Regions from separate parts of the Homo sapiens genome. Here region 2 is linked to region 1. The links are chromatin loops, found by intact Hi-C in ENCODE. Cell type or tissue: B cell. All regions are shown on one strand. Links, peaks and the distances in the headings refer to the core of each region. The heading gives the core; the rest is flanking DNA.

The links. Hi-C counts contacts between places; a loop is a spot of excess contacts. Peaks named below come from ENCODE experiments on the same cell type or tissue, not always from the same donor. Only the 100,000 strongest peaks of a DNase experiment are listed, where the experiment ranks them.
Region 2: a loop joins it to region 1, with 8 times the contacts of the local background. A loop is called at or near these places in 2 of 110 quality-filtered maps.

Annotation. Positions count from the first base shown.
Region 1 is chr1:221,151,566-221,163,441 of GRCh38, forward strand. No RefSeq gene overlaps it. Among named protein-coding and RNA genes, the nearest start is that of LINC02817, 180 kb to the right of the region's middle. In B cell, for the core only: no CTCF peak of the experiment used is centred there; a DNase peak (open chromatin) is centred at 6,046; H3K4me3 peaks cover 589 bases; H3K27ac peaks cover 371 bases; H3K27me3 peaks cover 695 bases.
Region 2 is chr1:221,064,198-221,076,073 of GRCh38, forward strand. LOC101929750 (a long non-coding RNA gene) reads left to right here. Exons shown (of 7, transcript XR_001738479.2): 3 at 2,762-2,905. Among named protein-coding and RNA genes, the nearest start is that of HLX-AS1, 190 kb to the left of the region's middle. RefSeq lists a silencer at 4,947-4,996. In B cell, for the core only: no CTCF peak of the experiment used is centred there; a DNase peak (open chromatin) is centred at 5,214; H3K4me3 peaks cover 1,984 bases; H3K27ac peaks cover 3,972 bases.

The sequences.
Region 1 (11,876 bases), core at 2,393-10,392:
TCCATCTACCATAAAAAAATTTGTTTTGTTGATACGATATTTTAATGTGAGTTGATAGGTAATTGATGGGTTATTAACTAGGAGTCACCACGATGAGACTTCCTGATCTTAATGATCATTAAGATGTTTACAGAAGTATTTTACTCTTTACTATAGTAATGGAGGTTGTTTGGATGAGTGAAAATCCCAACTTTGAGAAGAAGATATAATGGTACAATTGCTTTTAGCAAGTAATCATATTAAAAATCATAACCTCTGGTTTAAACAATTGTTTAATCTTCCTGATTTTGATGAGATATTATTTGGTCACCCTATTCATATCCTCATAGGTCAAATATTATAATGTAGTTTTAAAAATAGTGTCCAATAATCATGGATCTGTGAAATTTAGTCATGGTAGGACCAAGAAAATGGTATTACCATTTTCTTCTATTCTTCCATTGCTTCTTTCAAATCCTGGAGAATCTTTATAAGTTTCACACAGTTGCTATATCTCATTAAAAAATATGTGGAAATATATTGGAAGGAGAGTTTGAATCCTGGTTACTTTCCTAAATTAGCATCAACAATTACCAAGGAGTCACTCATATTGTTAGAGGGCAGAGCAGGTAATTGTGCATCATGCACTAGGTGAACAATTAACATGTAATTTGCATAGCTTAAAATCAGATATTTTAAAAACACAAGATTTTCATTGTAAAGGGGGTAGTAAACATTATCTTTTAAATATACTGGAATTTTTATAACTAAGTACTTTGATGCATCTTCCATTCATTCAAATACTTATGAGTGTCTACTCATGTAACATCCTGCTGGGCACTGAGACAGAGCTGTGGGGCAGAAAGTTTTGCATGATGTAATATGTTACCTTCTTTTGGGATACTATCAGTATAACTGATAAAAATACTTCAGGCTGGGTGTGGTGGTCCACGCCTGTAATCCCAGCACTTTGGGAGGCTGAAGGGGGTGGATCAACTGAAGTCAGGAGTTCGAGACCAGCCTGGCCAACATGGTGAAACCTTGTCTCTTCTAAAAATACAAAAATTAGCTTGGCATGGTGGCAGGCATCTGTAATTCCAGCTACTTGGGAGGCTGAGGCAGGAGAATTGCTTGAACCTGGGAGGCGGAGGTTGTGGTGAGCTGAGATCGTACCACTGCACTCCAGCCTGGGCGACAGAGTGAGACTCTGATTCAACAACAACAACAACAAGATTGCTTTTTCTCCTAGTTGACCATTAGTTGGGAGCTAACTAGATATTATTTTAATTAAATAATCAGATATTTATAGTTCTTTTTTCCCCCTCTCTATAAGAGAGACATACTTGAATCGGAGTTTTGGAAAAATTTCCTCCCTGGTGAAAAATTTGGGAAAATCTCTGTTATATGCTTGTAGTCAACTTGTTGGAGAAGTTGCTTTAACAACAGAAAGAGAACAATTTCAGTCCTTAAGGAGCTCATGATCTAGTTTTAAGGGACAGCCTGGTAAGCTTATAATGGAAGATCAGAGAAATATAAGAACTATGATAAAATAGATATCTGTCCAGGGTGCCGAGGAGCACAGAGGCTCAGACTGAAATATGAGTTCCTCCAAGATTTTCTTTTCTTTTCTTTTCTTTTTTTTTTGAAACGGAGTCTCGCTTTGTCGCCCAGGCTGGAGTGCAGTGGCGCAATCTCGGCTCACTGCAAGCTCCACCTCCTGGGTTCACGCCATTCTCCTGCTTCAGCCTCCCGAGTAGCTGGGACTACAGGCGCCTGCCACCACGCCCGTATAATTTTTTGTGTTTTTTTTTTTTTTTAGTAGAGACGGGGTTTCATCGTGTTAGCCAGGATGATCTCGGTCTCCAGACCTCGTGATTTGCCCGCTTCAGCCTCCCAAAGTGCTGGGATTACAAGCATGAGCCACCACGCCCGGCCTTTTTTTTTTTTTTTTTTTTTTTTTGAGATAGGATCTTGCTCTGTTGCCCAGGCTGTGGTGCAGAAGCATGATCATAGCTCACTGTAACCTTGAACTCTTGGGCTCAAAAGATCCTCCTGCCTCAGCCTCTGAGTAGCTGGGACCACAGGAACTCACCATCACGCCTAGTTTTTTCTCATAGATAGTTTTTTCTCTTGTTATGTTGCCCAAGCTGATCTTGAACTCCCGGGCTCAGGCAATCCTCTCACCTCAGCCTCCCAAAGTGCCTCCAAGTTTTTCTCTAGGAAACAGTGCCCTCCCTAAGTCTCAAAGATCAGTGGGAGCTGGCCAGGTGAAGAAGATGGGAGGGGCATCCCATGCAAAGACCATAAATATTAATTCAATGAACCAAGAAACAGTATGACTTTCATTTAGCAAACTGCAGTTCTGTGTGACTGAAGAAAAAGTGTGTAAATGAAGAGACGACATGAGGACGCAGAGGTCTTGAAGGACCTCCTTTCCCTGACTATGGAATTCAACCATGGAATTCAATAAGAAAATGTTGCACAGGGAAGTGATTTTATCACATTTGTATTATAAAAGATTGTCACATGAGCTTTATGGGTAATAGATAAGGGCACAATGACGCTTGGAGACCTTCAGGATTTCATCTGAGGGATCTGGCTGGGAAGTAAGGAAGGTCTAACTAAGGGCAGTGGCAGTAGGGATGAAAAAGAAAGAGATTTCACGTTTAGTGAAATACACAATCATAAAGTAATCTGATTTTTGAATGCTAGTAGAATGTTTAATATGTATTTAGAAAGATGATCATTTCTAAAATCATCACTGATTATAGAAAAGGATTATTTTAGAAGTAAAAGAGTGCATTCGTCTTCTTATGTTGGATATTAGTGGAGTCTCTATGAAACTGGGCAGGAGATTGGGCTCTATCTAGCACATTACCAGAAACATGGTGTGTGTTTCAGAAATCTTTGCATTTTCAATTTGGGTAAATAATATTGTACAGTTTGGCTGTGTTTTGGTGAGTTCTCTGTATATGGCTGTCTACTGAGTTTCTTCATCATAACACGGGAGATATATTGTCCTAGAAAGAGCTAGGCCTAGAAATGAGAAGATCGTGGTGGCCGTCCTTCCCCTGCTTCCAGCTGGGACTGACCACAGACAAGGTTCTGTAACTTACTGAGCTTCCATTCCTCAACTATTCGAAAAGGAATTATGGTACCTGTGCAGGACACTACAAGCCTCCTGGGGTAGTGAAAATAAGCAACAAACAAGAAATAGCTTTGAAAATCATTACAAACCAGATGGGGGAGCTGTGTGTTGTTGAGGAATAATTATGGGCTTTGGATTTAGGTTGATATGGGTTCAAATCGCAACTGCAAATAATTTGGGGCAAGCTACTTAACTCTTTTGAGTTTTAGTTTTCTCATTTCTATAATGGGTTTAATAGCAACTCTTTCAGAGTTGGTGGTGGGCCTGTGTGAGTTAACAGAGGTAAAAGATGTTAGGTTTAGGTGAGTTCTTTCTTCCATTTAAGAAAAAAGTGGCAGTTAAGAACTTCACTCTTTTCCTACTGGACTAGAAGCTAGCTTTGATCCTGGGGTGAGAATGATTGGGGGTGGGGAGTTGGCTGTTCTGTTATTGCTGCTGTCCTTGGTGTCTGCATGGCCTGGAGGAAGACAGAGTCTCTGGATGCTCCCGTGTGCCATGTCTTCTAGGGTCTCCTATCTGCTTTGGTTCTTGAGGGAAAACATCTGCTGCTATTACTGAGGTTTTTTCCATTGTCATCTGTCTTCAAACTTGCTTGTGTTTATTTGTAATTTTCATGGATCAATTTAGTAGTCTCCCATTTGGTTTTATCTGTATCCTCCCACTTCCACTTTGCTCTTTATTTCTCCTTTTTTTTTTCTTTATGCCTACATCATTTATCTCCTTATCAGGTGTTTTGCTTTGGTAGAGATTTTTGCCAAGTGTCTTATCTGTTGTTTCCGTCTTAGATCCCACAGCTTTGCACAATGAAAACTCCTCATGTGGATATGGTTTCCTTTTATTTTATTTTTCTTTCCTTTTCTCCATTTTTTTCTCTGGCCCTGCACCAAATTTTTCCTTTACCCTTGGGCTAAATGTTGTCATGTTCCCTTAACGCTATCTCCAGAACATACTTTGGCCTTCTCTTCCTGGGACGTCTTTTTTCTCCTGGGGTCTGCACTGCAGAGTCCCCAGGTTCTTCCTGTTCTTTATAAGCCATCTTCAGCTCACAATCATTGCAAGAGACACTTTTCCTTTTTCTAGTGACTGTAGGATAATATTGTGAGGAAGATTTATTAGGGAGTGGTGCTTAGGGAAAAGAAGTGGGTGGAAAAAGTAGGATCTCTCACATTTAAATGTGATGATATATACAAACCATTTTTCAGTGCCTGCATATGTTAATGTTTAATAATTAGTACTATCCAGGACTGGTTTATTATGGGATGGTATTTTGGGAGGTTGGAACAGGAATTCTTTGCCACATTTGGAGATGGTGAAACATAACCGCATGTTGATCTAGTTGCAGGACATTTTAAGCTTAACTCCAGGAAGAAAGAAAAAAATATGACTTTGATGTTGGAAATAGAAAAAGGAACACTTGTCTCACTATGCTTATCAATCAGTTTGGGGCAAGATGGCCACCTCGTCTTTTGAAAAATTTGGTTACAAGTTTCATGCCTGTTTGTAAACCCTCATTTTTCCTTATTTTAACTCAAAGTATGTACAAATGCTCTGCTTTCATTTAAAAATTAATCACTCACCAGCTTGAACTTAATCTAAAAACTGTTAGAATAATTTTTCTCTGCTATGTTTACGTGGTATTTCTTCCTTTCCTATTTAAGTTTGTGCTTTTATTATAGCACTTCTCATGGTCATATTTTTATTATAGCTTCTTATATATTCTCTGCTTCCTGAGGGGCTGTGGGTTTTTGGAAATCAGGAGCCATCTTTGGATCTGTGCATTTCCCACAGAACTAGAAAGCACCTCATATATAGCAGGAATTCCTTACTGCGGTGTATGATGAGAAACTACTCAGTGGGCACAATAAACCTTATTTGGATGACAGATATCCTAAAGGCCCTGAATTTACTACCACACAATCTATGCGTATAACAAAATTATACCTGTATCTCATAAATTTATACAAATAAAAATAAAATAAATTGTCTCTGCTATGCTTAAGAACCAAATGTCAACTGATATCCACTGTTAAGTCAATAATTCACAATTTCCCAGATTATCTGTAGAAGCATTATTGACAAAAGTCTTTGCTGAATTTTTACAGCTAGTTTGTATGGATTTAAGAGAATATTCAGGGGTTTTGCCAGCCAGTTGTTAAATCATTTGTAACTTAAAATTGGCTTTGCTGGGAATATTCACACCTTGGAAATAAACAAAGGATACAAATTAGGATTTTTTTTTTTCTTTTGAGTGCCAGTTTGCCAGCCCTCCAAGGATCATAATGCCTTTGGTGAACTGGAACCCTAGTGAAAAAGACAAACCTTGACACATTGACATAAGTTAATTTACTATTGGCTTTAGTCAAAATTTTCTTTAACAATCAGAGATTGCAATAGAAGGCTAAACAGAAGTCAATCTGCATCGTCAGTGTGGCAGGTAGATAGATTTATGAATAGTAACAAGGAGGGAGAATGAGACCACACGTTTAGAGTGCCTTCATAAAGACCTGCTTAGGTCTTCCTCAAAAATAAAAACAAAACCAGACCATAGCTGAAGAAAGCAAGATAGACAGCTTCTCACAGGAAATTTCTCCAAACGGCAAAGGTAGTTCAAGGTAATTGGGGAATGCCTCAGATCTGTATTGTGACCTGTTCCATTGGTTTTTAATATTTAAAAATATTTTGTTTTCTTGGCATAGACGTTAAGTCCATGGCAGTATTAGAGTGTGATTTTAAAGAATATTATATTAAAAGAAAATGTTAGAAGATGTATTTGGAATTATGAAAAGCAGTTTCAGTACATATTAAAATAAAATGCAGAAATTGTAAACCACTTCTCACTTCCTAATTTCTAGCAGTTAATGATGCAACATATGAGTGATTCCTCAGTCAGTCATATCTGCAAAGACTGTGTAAACATCATTCTTGTTATTGCACCTGCTAGTCCCTTAACGACATTTGCATAAAAGTTTGTATTCACTAAATGCATCAAACAATGGTAGTCTAGAGAAGCACTAATGAGGTTCACGTACTGTTGTGAGGCACATCTAAAAGAATGATTAGAAAGCAATTTTAAGACATTAAAAAAAACTAATCAAAATATAATTCATCTTAGCCACAAGATATTGGAGTTGTATAATCTGAATATGATAAAATATTTTTGGGGTTCATTTTATTTTTTTAAAAAATTAAAATGTTGAAACCCTAAAAACATTACACAAGGCAGTTGAAAAATATTGCATTATGTATCAATATAGCCTTATTGGATAAAAATCTTCTGGCATCTTAAAACTGGTTTATGAGGTATACTAAAGAATTACGAGAAAGCTGGAGCTACTAAGTTGATTCAAAAGGTTAAAGTAGTGTGTAGCATGTAGCTCGCATATCAAACTAGTCCTGACTGCTGAAAAGCACCAGGCATGGACACTCAATCACCTAGTAGAGCGATCTCGGGAGATCTTTTTCCGGCTCCCCACAAGTGCTCCTTGCTTTTCAACAGTCCACCATGTGCATAAAATTAACAACATGCCACAATGGCTTCTTATATCATAAATGGAGCCCCTTAAAGTGATATCCCTTCCCACACTTTTGCAGCCTTCCGGTGAGAATTACTACTGGACTCTGCTTATTTGAACAGAAGGTGTGAATTTAAAGGCATGAACAAATACGCCAGCCATATATTAGCCATTCTTAGTAATGTACAGATGCTTGAGTTACTTGTGAGCTGTGTCTGGCTTCAGAAACCTATTTCACTAAAGACTAAATCTTAACCAAAACATCTTTTGGGAGATTGAAGGTGTTCCAAACAGTTATCTCTACTGAATTTCTCAGTGCACTTTTCATTTTTCACATGGTTATTTTAGCACCATGTAGACCCAACATAATCACCTACTTCTGTGAGGACTTTCAGATCAAACTTCTGTAACTAGCCACCAGTTGAATAATCAGCAATTCCTTACCAATTAGATGATTAAAATGAGGAAACATAGAGACATCTAAAGGAAACGTTGAAGCCAGTTGAAGAGTTAGTTAAAAAACAATTTGTCTGTGGGAGTGAGAATGATGGTGATGATGAAGATGATGATGATATTGGTGGGAGCAAAATAAACATTTACTTGAATGCTTATTAATGCCACTATAGTAACTCTTTTAATCCTCACAAAATCCTGTGAGGTAGGTACTTTTTATATCTCCATTTTACACATCAGGAAACTGAGGCAAAATGAAAGTAACATGCTTAAGGTCACACAGCTAGTAACTGATGGACGCTGAATTTCTATCCCAGCAGTATGTTTCCAGGGCCCACCTCTTAACTACTATGCTTAAATACCATAAATGACCTTACACTATGGTGCATCCAAGAATGACAGGGACATCCTCTGGGGCAATATGTCTGTGTCCTTGAAAAGACAGACTTAAAAGATAGACCTAATGGAAGACCTCATCTTCTATTCTTCTTTGACTTCCATATCTTACTCAATTCCATATAGGCAAGGTCAATCACATAAAGAAGATTTTAATTTGCTTCTATTAATTTTTGTAATAATCTTAAGATTTCCATACCTAACAAATAAAAATACAAGATACTCAGATAACTTTGAACTTCAGATAAGCAACAAACACTTTTTAAAAGTACAAATGTACCCCAAATATTGCATGGTATATAATTACTTGAAAAATAATTTGTTTTTTATATGAGATTCCAATTTAACTGGGTCTCCTGTATTTTATCTAGCACTCCTAAATAAGCTAAGCTTCAAACCTGAATGCTGGCACTGTAAAAATCACTCTTTCATCTCTTGGAGGTGTTGGAAAAAAAACAACAAAACAAAACTTGCTTTAAGTTTGTCAGGCTGGAGACTGGGTTAAACAGATCAGACATGGTGTTTCTATCAATCACATCTATATTCCTTGGGGTTCTCCAAATTGTGTTGAGAGCTGGGGAGGTGTGTTTAGCACACAGGTTATTATGCTTTGATAGCTACACAGCACTGGAAACCCATCATTTAGATTAAAATGAAATTTCTAAATGTTGTTTTAATGATGTGAGCACCACATTGCAAATGGGCCTCTTTGCTGTGGTCTTTAAAATAAAGTAATTGACCCTGACGCCATTCAACTTGGGACACATAACTCACGTCATGGTCAATTATCTCTTGGTGACTTCAACACAGTGGGAGCCATTGTCCACATAATGACTGTGGGGCTTGCAGAACCTACATAACTGCAAGGGGCCTCTTGAGTGCCTCACTTGCAATATAAGGGCTAACCAGTATTCATCTTTGCACCCCAGTACTTAGCACTGTACCTGGCACATTTATATTTGCAACAAATGCTTACTGAACACCTACTCTGTGCTAGGTGAAGGGGGTCACAGGAGGTAACGAGTTAGGTCCTGCCCTTGTTATTATAGGGTTTACAGTCTGGAGAAGGTGTTCAATAAATAAGAGTAGTACAGAGACCAATTCTTTGGGAACTGGAGGGTTTCTTAGCTACTTTGCACATAGATGAGGATATTGAGGCCCAATTATAGGCACCATATTGGGAGTTGGAAGACTGGGGCTCAGAAACCAACTTTTCCATTTAGCCTTTGAACAAGTCACTAAACTTCTCCCAGCCTCAGTTTCCTTATCTATAAAATGGAGATATTATATTCTATGTAATAGAATATATATGTAATAGAATATACATGTAATATATATATTATATGTAATATAATATGTAATAGAATAGAATATATATGTAATAGAATATAATATGTACATAGAATATCGCTACCTAACTGTTAAGGCAAAAATGAGATAACGGTCTAGAAAGTTAAAAGCATTATATAATTGCAAAAATAATGTTTAAAAACATAGAATTGAGATTGCCCAGTTGAACACTTAAATCTAGAGAGATAGCTTAGCATAATGGTTAAAAGCAGAGATGCTGGAGATAGGCTTCCCAGGTTTATATTCAGCCTCTGCCACTTACAGACCATTGAACCTTTAGCAAGTTATTTAACTTTTTGATTTTATTTTATTTTGTTTTATTTTATTTTATTTTGAGGCAAAGTCTCGCTCTGTCACCCAGGCTGGAGTGCAGTGGCGTGATCTCGGCTCACTGCAATCTCCGCCTCCTGGGTTCAAGCAATTCTCCTGCCTCAGACTCCTGAGTAGCTGGGATTACAGGGATGCACCACCACGCCTGGCTAATTTTTGTATTTTTTTTAGTAGAGATAGGGTTTCACCATGTTGGTCAGGGTGGTCTTGAACTCCTGACCTCGTGATCCACCCACCTCGGCCTCCCAAAGTGCTGGGATTACAGGCATGAGCCACCGCGCCCGGCCAAGTTATTTAACTTTCTATGCCTAAGTTTCCTCATCTGTAAAATGAAGACAATTATGATACTTACCACAAAAGATTATTGTGAGCATTAATTGAGTTGAAACATGCAAACATAATAAGCACCCAATAATTGTTATTGACAATCTAAATCTATTGCAACATTGGAGTATGGGAAAATGCGTGTGATGTTTTTAGGCCAACAAGGCAAACTTCCCATTTAATAGTCATCCTTCCATTCCAACATAGAGAGATTCATTTTGAGAATGTAGCAAAAAGAGATGTAAATTACACTGTCTGTGTCTTAAAAATTTTCAGGTCAAGAGATGTTTTTATAATAATGTACTATGATCAGAAACTTCTAAACAGCTCCCACATCAAAATATCAGCAATGGATAATGAAGAGAAATGGAAAACTGATTTATCCATTCCTAGTCAATAAAGAAAGCATGCAGTAGCTGGATTGGAAATACCCCTGCAGAGTGAGATTTACAAGACATAATATTGGAAGACAGATTTATCCCAGTTGAAAGTGGACTGCTGTTGAAGAAGGTTCCAGTGGAATTTATAAGACAAAGTCCTTGAATGAGGACTCAGAAGCCTTGGGGAGTCATGAGGTTTGCTCATGAGGCTTGCTAGGCACAAGCTGATTTGCATTTTTAAGAAGGCCAAAGTGTTTTCTGAAGATATTGCTGGGAAAAGAAAAAAAACAACTCAGGGCAATGGCATCAGCTTTGTTTAAAACTTCCTTTTACTCAGGACTGTCGGGCTGATAAATCAAAATTATGTGTCCAGTGAGGAAATGGGAAGTAAAACTGTTTCCAAAAGAAAAAAGAAAAGAAAACAAGTGATTCATTTTGGCCTAAATAATTGAAAATGCAGAAAGTCCAAGTGTTCCTGGCTGCTCAGCCCTGTGCTTACTTGTCACTTTTGCTGTTGTGTAGCAAATTCTATGATGAAGATTTGGAAGACAAGCTGCCAGCCTTGGCAAATCTTTAAACTATTTGGTAAAACCAGTTGGAACCCAACCCACAGCTACTTACAGGATTTGACTTCCTGTTCGCATGGAGCAGGATTCAGAATAAAGCAGTAGAACCATGATTGTGTTTACTTTGTGTAAAAGAAAAAAAAAAGAAAGAAAGAAATGAAGGAAACAAGAAAGGAAGGAAAGAGAGAAGGGAGGAAAAAAGAAAACAATAACTTAGAAATGAAAAAAAGAAAAAATGGGGCTGAAAAGTAGCCTTTCTGAGACATCAAATCAGAATTCTAACTCTTACACCACAATGTCTGCTGGGCATTTGGTTCATCTTTGGGGCCCAAGTCACATCTGAGCATAGCCCTCTAAGTGACTAAGACTCAAACAAAATGCAGAAGGTGAGCTTGTTAACGGCTCTGAAATATGATAGCTTTGAGTGGTAGTACCACCAATCAGAGAAAGTCACTGCACATTTTATTGGTGTCTAAGTAGAACATCAGCAACAGCCCAGGGAATAGGATTTCATGGTTTCTCAGGGTTTTCCTGCCAGGAATCCCAGGAACATTGGAAAATATCCATCCCCATTATACAACACAATAGAAAGAGTTAAATGACATAAGTTGTGCTACCTTGCACAATCGGTGAAAAATGCAAAGGAAGGAGATTTCTTTTTTCTGGCTGAGGCAATTGAGGAAGGCTTCCTGGGGACAGTGGCTTTGGAGCTTATCCCTGGAATATTGTAAGAGTCAATAGAAATTGGGCAGCAGGAGGGGTTACGGAGTGAAAAGTGAGAGAGAAACAACTCAGGACTCTCTGGTCAGTAAGAGTATTTATAAAAATGGAGGGTGGTTCTGAAAAGTTAGACAAGAGTAGTAAATCTAATTACATGTCTATTTCCAATATGAATGGAGATTAAAATTCCCTTTCCTATTTGTCAACACTTAATATACTACCGTGGAGAGTGGAATATTTATACTTTGTCCTAAAGATATAATTGGCTTTCAAATGTACAACTATTGGACTCATAAGATGGAAAGGGAGTAAAAGGATTGCCTAATGTAACTCATTAGTCTATGAGTAAAGTAACTGTGTAAAGTGGTTGGTTAAAAGGTCACAAAGCTAGTCAGCAGCAGGGCTGGGACTGGAATCTTAGCCTCTCGGTTCCAAATACAGGGCTTTCCCCAGGACATTACCCTCAAGCAGTTGGTAGAGATGCTTGGTGAATATATGGGAGGAGCCATTTATATGCTTATGGACCAAATAAAGAAACTGAAAAGCTGCTACAAGACCAATACCCAGCCACCACCCTTACAGGGCTCAGCAAAAGAGAAGGAAATTTAAAAATTCAGGCTTTGACATACATGGTTTATCTTTGCAAAGAAGATTTTACCCAATCGTGAGTGAAATAGAAATGCATTTTGTATAGATAGGAAAAGAAATGATTTTTGTT
Region 2 (11,876 bases), core at 1,253-9,252, 89 kb before region 1:
AACAATATTTTGAAGCAACTATCATATACAGATAAATGTGGACAGCATTTTTTCTCCATTAAAAATACATAGTTAATGGAATGTGTACTTACCATGTAACTCAAAATGAGAATTTGGCCTTCAAAATAACTATTAGAGAGGAAATTAATCCTAAAAAGATATGGTTAGAAACCATTCTGAAATTTTGTCAAAAGTTTCTTCCTTTCCTGTCTGCTTACTTGCATAATGTATGATGAAGGGATTGGACTTGATTGTCTCAAAGGTCTGTTCAGTTGAGCTCATGGCACTCTTGAATTTTTTTGGCTAAATTTCTGAAAGATCCACAAAATTGCAAAACCTTTAAAAATACTTTATTGTACATAAAATCACATCTTTGATGAATGAGGTGGTTTACTTTATGAAAGAATTTTAAAGAGGTTAAGGAATGATGTTTTCCTGTACTTTCTGTGCTGGGTTCTCTTCCTCCTTCCTTTTTAAGAGTGAGAATGAAGAAATTTAATTTAGATTAAGCATTGAAACAAACAAAAAGCATTGAAGCAAATAAGAAATTAGTCAATATTATAGGAACACTTATTACCTTTTTTTTTTCTGTTCTTCTCTTTTACCCCTTCTTCCTCTTCCTTCCCCTCTTTATTCCCTTTCCTTTTGGAAGCATTTGAGAGTAAGTTGCAATAACTATTACCCTTCTCCATAATTACTTCATTATGCATATCCAAAGAACAAGGGTAGTCTCCTAAATAACAACAATATAGTGACCAGATTCAGAAAGATTAACATTGATGCAATACTATATAAAAAAAATCCAAATTCAAAGTTATTTTCTTTAAACAAATAAAATGTCTATTTTAACAGAATAGGTTAAAAGGAAGGGAGGTCCCATTGCATTTTTATAACCCTTATTCCTTTGCCTCTTTCTTTCAAGTATCCTTCTCAGGGACTGGCATCTGAATGATTTCCCACCCCTACTGGCCCATCCTCTTTCCTGTCAACACTTGTGAGTCTTTCCCGTGTTCCTTCAGGACTCAGCTATGTACTGACAGCCAGTCTTCCTAGCCCGATGTCCATGGATGATGACGATGGCTCCCTATGATCTCACTTTCCCAGGGGCATCGGCAGTTTTTTCAACTACTTTCAGAAATGTGGGCAGTTTATACAGAGCTTCAGAAGCCAGAGGAAGTATTTTGAAGAAAGGGGACAATTGGTATCTCCTTACCTTACTGTAGCAAGTTTCTACCTATCCATAAGCAAATATGAACAATTTAAAGTTCATAAGCAAATGAAAACAATTAAAGTTTAGGGGTAGGAAATGATTCAGGTGCCAGTCTCTGAGAAAGATATTTAAAAGAAAGAGGGAAAGAAATGAGTGTTAAACATTCTATGGGACCTCCCTTCCTTTAAACTTATTTTGCTAAAATAGACAGTTTATTTCTTTAAAGAAAATAACTTTGAATCTGGGTATTTTAGTTAGTATTACAATTGGTATTTTCTTACCTTATTGTAGCAGGTTTCTACCTATCCATAAGCAAATATGAGTAATTTAAAGTTTTCTGGAATTCAGTGTTTTTTGCCATATTTGAGAAGCCAGTGTTTTCAATAGGTCTATAATATTCTGCTGTGGAAAAAAAGCAAAGAAAAGCAAGATACTGAATAATGTTTATAGAATGAGCTCATTACCAAACATAAAGACAGTTTTTCTCTACATCAACATATGCTTGTATGAGTATGAGGGAAAGAACAGAAGGATACACACCAAATTACTAACATGGGTTACCTTAGGAAGGTGGGCTTAGCTTTCTCTTCATGTATTGCTATATTTTTTTACTTACACAAAACATGTATCCTTTTTGTAATTAAAATAAAAATAATACAGTTTTTGAGAAGCAAAATACTCAGAAAGCATATAAAACTTCTGATTTAACACAAAACTCCCAACTACCAAGAAGAGAAAGAAGGCCATTGATAGTATCATGGAACATATTATATGGTACATAGGGGTTAATTGCTTAGTGATGAATGAATGACACAGGATTATCCATGATGAAATATAAGATCATCTTTTATATAAATCTGTTTCTCCTGGGTAAATTTTCTGGGTAGTCTTCATGCTAAGACAAATTTTGCTGAACTCAGGAGAGAAGCAAATTGGGAAGGAAGTAAGATTTCATTTTGGAGAAATAAAACTTGAAAAGGTTATATTCAAGAAGGGAAATGAGGTTTTCTAGTTGGATCCTAGGAAAGGCATTAGCACGTGCATTCTGACTTTTAAAATTCCTTGCCTCAAGTGTCTTCTGGGTCTTATGATTTCTGGACTTAGTACATTCACCTTCTAGGAACATTCTTTTTTCTCTTAAGACACTCTGAATGCCAGACTGTGTCCAGTGACGTATCATCTTAAGTGGTTGAAAGACAAAATATTTAAATTGCCATACATTTTGTCTGCCTCTTCATAGAAATGATGCAAATCAGTTTCATATTTCCAGTGAATTCTTTGACTCTTGTGGTCTCACATAGGGCCTATGAAAAACACAGCTTTTCCCCAAAGAAGACCTTCATCACTTGAATTTTATTAGCCTCCCCAAAGGCCTAGTTTCTGTCTAGTGTCCAGTCTTGGAAGCATCTGCTTTAAATTTCCTTTAAACAACTGTTATATGGAAATGACTTCCTTTCTTCTCTCTCCACTCCTCATCCTAAACTGAGCTGCCCGTCTACTTCTCACTGTAACAATCTTTGATGTCAGCTTATTTGTGGACCTCGCACACAGGAATGGGACAAGTCACCAGCTCAGAAGTCTCAGGACCAGCGACATCAAGAGCAGGAAGTGGCCAGTGCCTCAACTTCACTCCCCTCTCCCTCCTGGAACAGGCCCTCCATCACCGTAGATAATTCATGTCACTGAATGGAACATGTAAGCCATCTCACTTCTTTTTGTCTTCACAAATGCTTTAAACACAGGCTTGGAAAATCTGTGGGCTTCTCACACGTTCTCAGATATATTCCTTTGCACCTAACTGGAGTGAAATGATATGGTGCTCAGTGGAAGGAATCTGGTTGTGCCAGCAGAGGTTGGGGCTATGGAACCATGTAACTGGAAGCAAGCAGTGAAAGAAACCTGGAAACTCCTGTCACCCTGTGCCTCAGTGCAGGCTGGCTCAGCAGCATCAACTTAATGTTCTGTGTGGGATGCTAGCACATTTGTGTTTGGAGCCTGGTAATTAGATTGTGAGCAGGAGGCAAAATCCCAGCAATCTGGTGGCATGGACAAATCTTGGTGTCAGAAGGCATGGTGTGTTGAGGCTTAACAATCTCAGCTCTATTTTTGTCTATCACCCCTTTGATACATGTCAAAAAAAATCCCACCCACTAGTTCTCTTTCTCCTCTCCCCATCAAGATCAAGCACCATAGACAAATTAAATAATAACAATAATAGAACAGGAAAATAATACACCGATGATCAGACATCAAAATGAAATGCAGACCCTTAGAACAACTTTGCTTCGTGTACTTTTAATACATTTTATATGCCACACGGCAATTTACTGAGAGGTGGATTTTAACATACCACATATGCTATTGGCAAGATAAGAATTACTGAGTTGAATGTTGGTTCACTAAATATGCTGAAACCCTTTTACAGTGTAGACTCTGAGGAACAGCTAACACTCTCTTTATGGGCACATTGAAATGAATTGTGCTTTTACTGTATGTCATTGTTATGTTTCAGGGGACATGATTTCACCAGTAGCTTTGCCAAATTTTTGCAATAACATGATTCCACTGTATTTCTATTTTAGTACCACGATCTCATGCCTTGAAGTTTATTTGAAAAAAGAAAACAACATAAAAAAGAGTGAAGTTCAGCCAAATCCAGGTTATTCAGGATTTAAGTTATAATCCAGCATGAAGATTATCCTAAACTTTTGCTTCTCTTCCTCACCTTTAGTATTTTTCATCTTAAGTGGATGTTCCTGCTCAGTAGCATATTTCCCAGAAAGAATCAATGGGATTTAATTAATTTCTTGTGTGAAATGCTGCAGAGATACTTTTTGAGGGAGGGAGAGAGAGAGAGAATGAGAATGTATGTAGAGAGAGAGAGAAGAGAGAAATGGTTGGAAGCTTTTGGTAATATTTTCTGATATGTATAAACTTAAATTACCTAGAATTCATGAGCACTTCTGCTTGCTATCCATGTAGAAGAGATCATTAAGAGATTGCTGTATTTTATCCATAATGTACTTTTCTAACCTAAATTATTAGGAATAGGAATACCCCATCTGCATGCTATGAATAACACCATGTGTGGAGAATCTGCACAGATCCTGAGATAATTGTAGGGATGAAGCTGTCTAAGGAGAAATCCCAGGCCTTAGGAGAGTGTGAACCTTGTGGAAAGATGAACAAAAGGGGAAGAGCCCTATTTTGAATCAAGGAAATCTTAACTCATGAGAATAAAATTAGTGTGAGGAGCCAAATCCTGAACAATCTTTAGTTTCCTTATTTTCTCTCTGATGACACTGTAACTGTCTAACTAAAAAGGAGAGAATCAAGTTAAGGAGCAAAGTATTTGGTCAACCCTTTAAACTATTTGTCGACATCATTTTATAGGTCAGCATACTTGTTTGAATTTTCCATTTGTCTTTAGAATATCTACCTGGAGAGAAGTCGATATTTAACTAGAAGAGATGGACGCTGTTGGGCTAATACAAAAAGTTAAAAATTCAACCCATGAAACATTGGTTTTTATTTCATTAGCAATTTTGGTTTCATTTTTTTTACCCAAATTAGGCTGAAAAATGAAATCAAAATTGCTGGTGAAATGAAGCCATTTTATACAAATAGCACTTTGCATCCTCAAAAAGAGAGATTCCACAGAATGTTCTTGTACAAACACCTGTAGTTTGGGTCCATGTGGAATCTCTCTTTTTCAGGACACAAAGTGGTATTTGTATAAGAACATTCTGATTCTGGATCCACTAGCTGCAAGAAGACCTGATTGAACCAGTGCCTCCCGCTGTGGGTGAAAATCAGCCTGGCCTCTCCTGGGACACAGAGGGGACCAAACTGTCAGTCACTAGAATGATTTGTTCTCACTTTCCAGCTGGCTGGTTTGGTGCTGTTGTTGATGCTGCCACAGTCATTGTAGTGTAGGGTAGGTAACAGACTAGCCTTCCAAGCACCTAGCTTTCCACCTCCTTGCTGAGACTTTGGCTTGGTCTCCTAGAAATGGCTCCTTTTAACCCAATAAACAGGGAAGTGGGTGGGGGGATAGCTGTTTAAAAAGAGCACATTTTAATGGAAAAATGAGGTATTTTCCATTGTGGTAATGTGTCTTTTTTTTTCAATCATAAAATTGCTCAAAAGAGGAAGCAAAAAGAGGAACATGTATTCATTTGTTTCAACTTGAATTTGTGAAATGAGTTCTTAAGAAAGCTAGCAGGCATCTATTTCGAAGAATTATGACTCCTTTTCGACATGTAAATATCGTATCATTTCCACAGTATAATTATCTCCCATGATGATCTAAATTTATATGACTGTAGATTCCAAACGCAGTTATTGTGGAGTTTCAACAAGACCACATATGAGAAAGAAAGAGAGAAAATATCTGCATGTGTCAGTGTTCAAATGACACCATCAGAGACTGTTGAGAGTAAGACAAGACCTCTCCTTTGTGACCAGTTAACTGATACTAGACAAGTATTGTTCTAGCAGGTAAAATGACTCGAAGATATCTTCAAACTTTATATTTTTTAATAACCCCCATAATACAGAATTACCTATGGATGTACATGTTGGAGTACATTCACGTGAAAGTATAGAATCAGACATTATTCAGGCAGACTTTCCCTGTTCCAAATACTCCTTAATTGAGGAACTACCTTGACTACTAATTTTAAATCACAATAGTTCCATGCAGAAGGGAGAGCTAAGTTTTGGGTTACAAAATTTTGAAAACCACCATATAGAACCCACCTAAAATATCCAACCACCAACTTGCCACTGGCGATGGCTGAGAAAGCAGAAGGGAGGCAGATGTGGTTGTTGCCCAGTTGGAAATGATGATACTAATAAGACTTTAAGTGAAGTAAGCAGAAGGAGTTTGGGGCATTTGTTATGCTCTCCTTGAAGCTCTGTTCTGAGTCCTCCCAGACCTGGCTGGAGATTGATTTTCCTTCTGTGCTAGATATCCTACGTGAAAATAACCATGGCAGTATTAATAATAGCACTGTAGCAGCTGTTTGGAAAGTGAGCACCTTCCATACCTTAACTTTCTATTTTGCCTGGTAGATTGCACTCTTTTCCTTTTCACTAGCAGATAGTTCTCTGAGTACGAATCTAAAGAGAGGAGAGCCAAGGCTATCTATATTGCCTATGGTAAGACAGCATAGTGAGACATTTCCTTAAAAATCTGGGAATGACTGCAAATGGCATTGGGAATACAATCATGAGTTGGTTGCCCCTGATGGTAGTTCTTCAGGTTCATGCATAGGAAGCTCCAAGGGAAGGTTGACTCATTAGATGCACCAAAGGTTGGCTTACTCTAAAAATGAACATGTCATGAGCATGCACACAGGGTTAATAACATATATTGAGCTTTTCCTATATGCTAGATTCTTTTTTACCTTCTTATTAAATCCAAACAACAACGTCCCAGTGAAGATGTTGTTATCAACAAGAATATAAGCAGAATGAGTAGCAATTTGGGTTCACTTGTATACAATAAACACTTGGCACATTTGCTTTTCAAATGATTTAATAAATGTTAACCTTATGGATGAAGAAACAGAGTTTTGCAGAGATTGAATACTCTGCCAAATTCCCCCAGCCAGATAACGCCAGAACAGGGAAACAGGCCTGACGCTATGGGGAGATTTTGTTCCCTGCCAGAGGTTCAGCATACCCAAATCCCCTCCCTTGTGTGGGCCCTGGTTGGAGTTGGACACAAGAAAAATTTGCATGAGATATGGAAGGTAGAAGTGAAGCAGCAGCTGTTATGCTCAGAGGATGGACATATGGATGCCAGGCACCATGACAGTGTCAACTTACACGTCATCACTTATCTGCTGGTTCACCTCGTTGGTGTGGGGCAATGGCTGGGTCCACAGCTTCTCTAGTTTTCAGCAGATCTCTTCCTTTCAGTTCTTTGAGTCCTGAGCCATGGCAGGAACCTTGTGCAGCTTCACGGCAAAGGACACCAGTCTCTTCTGCAAGTTATCTATATTGTTGAGGTTGGAGGCCATGAGATACAGATGTGGGTTTTAGTTTGTCTTGTCTCTCTGTTCATGTCCAGCTTGTCTTCCTGATTGCCAGCCTTCTTGACCTCTAGTGACTTCAAGGCTACTGCCAGATGCAAAGGCAACAGCCTCCCATAGGCTTCTTTATAAGTTCCCACAATGCTGTCGAGTCTAACCTCTTCAGTAAACCATTTATTTCATATCACTTGTGGTGGCTGTGCTTCCATGATCAAACTTTAGCTGTTATGGTTTGTCAGACTCCAAATTTCCAGGATACTGCACTCACTGGGAGACTATGAGGGTGAAGGCACGAGCAGGTTTCAGTGGGACTGGAATCCTCTGGCTTTAGGAAACTGAGTACTTCCTTAATCAGATGCTCAGAGAACAAAGCAAGGGGATATACATGAGCAAAACAGAAAATTGAGAAGTCATATCAATGTTTCATTTAGCTTATGAGATTACAGAGCTAGTAATTTCATGGCCAATTATATGTTTAAGATAGGCCAAAAATAAGTTGAAAAAATATTTCAGTGGCCGTTTGTGGACAATATAAAAATGACATTTTTCTGATTTCTCAATCAGTGCTTTTCAGTATCTTAGTCACAGCCTACATTTACATGCCAAACATCTGCATGGAAAGTGAAAATATGCTGTTATAACCTAGATGAAACATCTGGAAGATGATATTTTTCTACTTTTTATTCATTTGGTGTCACATAGATCTAGGCATCAACACATATCTCTTTTCCCTTAACTTTAAAAAAACATGATTTTATTTTTCAGTGCACTTTTTCTGGAAAACAATTTTGCAAGGTGCAAGGTATTCAGATGAAGTGCTGAAATCTTGGCTGTAGGAAAAGTTAAGCATAACCAACCAACACTTACTTCAACCCCAACTGCAACACTTCTGAGACTTACCCTTTGCCATTTAGCACGTTCCTTTTGCTGTCTGCTTGCACACTATGTACCCTGGGACTTTCCTGGTTTTCTCTGCCTTCTGCTTTTGGGGTAATATTGGTTTAACCAATATTAAACCAAGAAGTACAACATTAGAAAGACCCAATTTTCTTACATGAAAGCAAGAAGTTTATTCAACTCATTGCTTCACTTTATTTCTAGGGGCCTTTTCTAGGTCCAGAAAGAAGTTGTCCTTAGCCCTAGACTTTCTGTACCTCTACCCACCCTCCCTTCAGTATGTATGTACGTTGTCTGTCTTGAGTGAGATAATATGCCCATGCAGATACGCTCTTCTTTGTTTTCTAAGCATTAGGGTTGCTGATACACAACAATATTTTTTCTTGGTAGAAGTATGTTCCATGCAATATTTGGGATATATTTTATGCACAATTACTTGCTGTTTAGCTAAAATTCAAATTTAACTGGGCATCCTGTATTTTATTTGCTAAATCTGTCAACCATAGTGTAGATACTTCTCGCATCCCCAATCTCCCAAAGCTCCCATTTTCTAAATCCTGCACACTGACAAGACTTTCAACAGTAAGTTAACTTCTGGACAGCTTGCCAGACTCTCCTTGAGGAATGTGTTTGCCTTCTAGCATTTGGATGAATAATTTAGTTCTGCCACTAAAACAAAACATGAATGGGCATTTGATGTAAACATTATTTTCCTCACTGCTTTGGCTGAAGAGCTGAAGAGTTAGAAAGGTCCTACCGGCAACATCCACCTTTCTGAAATGCACTGCTTGCTCACAGACTTAAGGTGTAGCTTGAGCTGTTTCTGGGTTACACAGCTTTTCTTCTATTTCCGTTTTTTTCTTCTTCAAAGTTTCTAGTCTTCTTTTCTTACAGAAGTATGACCTCTCTTCAAGTCTCAACCAGGACCAACATTTGTGCCATCCAGATTTTGCGACCCAGAAATGGCCATCTGACCAGTCCATGGAAGGCCTTCCTAGACTGGAGTGTGTATTCTTATGACCCAGATCACATAATACTGACAGAGAGGTATTTGGCAGTAACATGGGTAATAATGGTAAGGAAGGGTATATGGACTACGATTTATAAAGGCTTTTTGAAATTAGCTTGAAAATAACACTTACTGGGATTTCCCACATTTTAAAACTAACATGCTTATTGTAGAAAAACATGCAAAACATACAAAAGCTAAAAGCAAACATAACAAAACAATCACTCACAAATTCACATCTTGAGATATTCACTGTTGTTATTTTTGGTGTATATTTATAATATTTTTCTATAAATTTATTTGTTGTTTCAAAAAAGTACCATATAACACAGAAATACACAGCAACTTTTTTTTGTGATTTAGCAATGGATTTTGAACATTTTTTTCTGTGCAGAGTACATGTGTATGTCAATAATTCTCAATATTTTTTGGGTTGCAGATCTTATTTAAGAAAGTAAAGCTGCTTCTTTCACGAAAACAACTATACAGGTACCTAGAGGATTTGGGTACAATTTCAGATCATTAAAATACATCTGTAGATCCTAAAGATAAAGAAGTCCTGTTCTAAAGTATCACAACTAATTTGAATGACTGACATGGGATATTTTGAGGCTTCCAGTAAGAATTTATTTTATATAAGCTAAATAGGCAATTAGACATTTGCTACATTGGGACCTCATATTATAAGATTTTGCTTTTTTTTTTTCTTGGAATTCAGGTTTTTAGGGTAGTGGTCCCCAACTTTTTTGGCAGCAGGGACTGGTTCATGGAAGACAATTTTTCTGCTGAGCAGGGGTGGGAGGTGGGCAGGGTTGGGTGATGGTTTCGGGATGAAACTGTTTCACCTCAGATCATCAGGCATTAGATTCTCATAAGGAGCACACAACCTAGATCCTTTGCATATGCAGTTCACAGTGGCATTTCTGCTTCTTTGAGAATTTAATGCTGCTGCTGATCTGACAGGAGGTGGAGCTCAGGTGGTAATGCTCACTTCCCCGCCATTCACCTGCTGCTGTGCAACCCTGTTCCTAATAGGCCACAGACCAGTACATGTCCACAGCCCAGGGGCATGGCAAGAGGAGACATTAGCAAATATGCAGATTGTCCTGTTTACATGTCAGCTCTGAAGACTGTTGAGTTGATGGGTCTTCCCTTGGTTGCAAGCCAACAGCAGTCAGAAGCAAGAAACCTTGTCTAGATTTCACAATAACCTTGTCACAAGTCTCACGTTTCCTGTAGGAAAGCTGAATTTACCAGCACACTCACTGTGAGTAAAACTGTAACTCTGCTCTGAGCAGAAGGCTTGTGCTGAGGATAAAAACAAATTCTCAGTGGAAATACAAAATTGATCTATTAATTCCTGGATGCTAAAGACAATGATTTTTTCCTGTCTGGTGGCTGTTTTTCTTTTGTATGTAACTTTCAGTTTATTTCCGTAGTTAGGAAAGAGATAAAGCAACTTGAGAAAGCATAGGAAGGTGTAGTCCCCTGAAATCTAAATGAAGCCTGTTTGGTCTTGCAGTTTCCTGTGCAGGTCTGGCCTGGGGCAGGACTATATGGGCATCTGCAGCCCACACAATGTAGGAAAAAGACTGGTAGAATATTATCATTAACTAAAGTAACTATAGATGTTCATTACTGAGCACTTATTGTACAATGGCCATTGGGCTAGGTGCTCTACCTAAATTACATTAAATTCTCACCACTCTAAAAAGTAGGTATCATTTTTCTTTTATGTGGAAGGGGCTGTGCCACTGAATGGGTAAGAGCACAGACTCTGGCTTTCCACAATCTCGATTCATACATATTGGCCTTGTGACCTTGAGAAAGTTACTTAGTCTCCTTGTGCGGCATTTCTTTCATCTGTAAAATGGGGCTAAAACACAAATTTGAATCCAGGTCAGAGTTTCTTTTTTAAATTTATTTTTTAATAAAAAATTTTAATGAGATGTAATTCACATATATTAAAATTTGCCCATTTAAAGTGTACAATACCATGTTTTTATTTTTCATTTTTAAATTTTAATTTTTATTCTTCCAACCTTTTTTTTTTTTTTTTTTTTCTGAGACAAGGTCTCACTCTGTTACCCAGGCTGGAGTGCACTGGGGCGATCTCGGCTTACTGCAACCTCGGCTCACTGCAACCTCTGCCTCCCGGGCTCAAGTGATTCTCTTGCTTCAGCCTTCTAAGTAGCTGGAATTAACAGGCATGTGCCACCACGCCTGGCTAATTTTTTGTATTTTTAGTAGAGACAGAGTTTCACGATGTTGGCCAGGCTGGTCTTGAGCTCCTGGCCTCAAGTGATCTGGCCACCTTTGCCTCCCAAAGTGCTGGAATTATGGGCGTGAGACACTGCGCCTGGCCTTTCCCACCTTCCACCCTCAAGTGGGCCCCAGTGTCTATTGCTCCCCTCTATGTGTCCATCTGTACTCAATGTTTAGCTCCCACTTATGTGGTCAGTGTTTAGCTCCCACTTTAGAACATGCGGTATTTGGTTGTCTGTTCCTGAATCAATTTGTTTAGGATAATGTCAGCCAGGGTTTCTACCCAGGAAAGCCTACTGCCTGATTCAGTCCTTAGCTAAATTGTAAAGATCCCTTTGATTCCTCCCTCCAGCCCTCCTTTCTCACTACAGCACCCTCTCTCCCTATCTCCACTAACAAGATCTTTCCTTCCCTCTCCTTCTTCTCTTCATAACTTCGCTTGCAACTTCCGGTT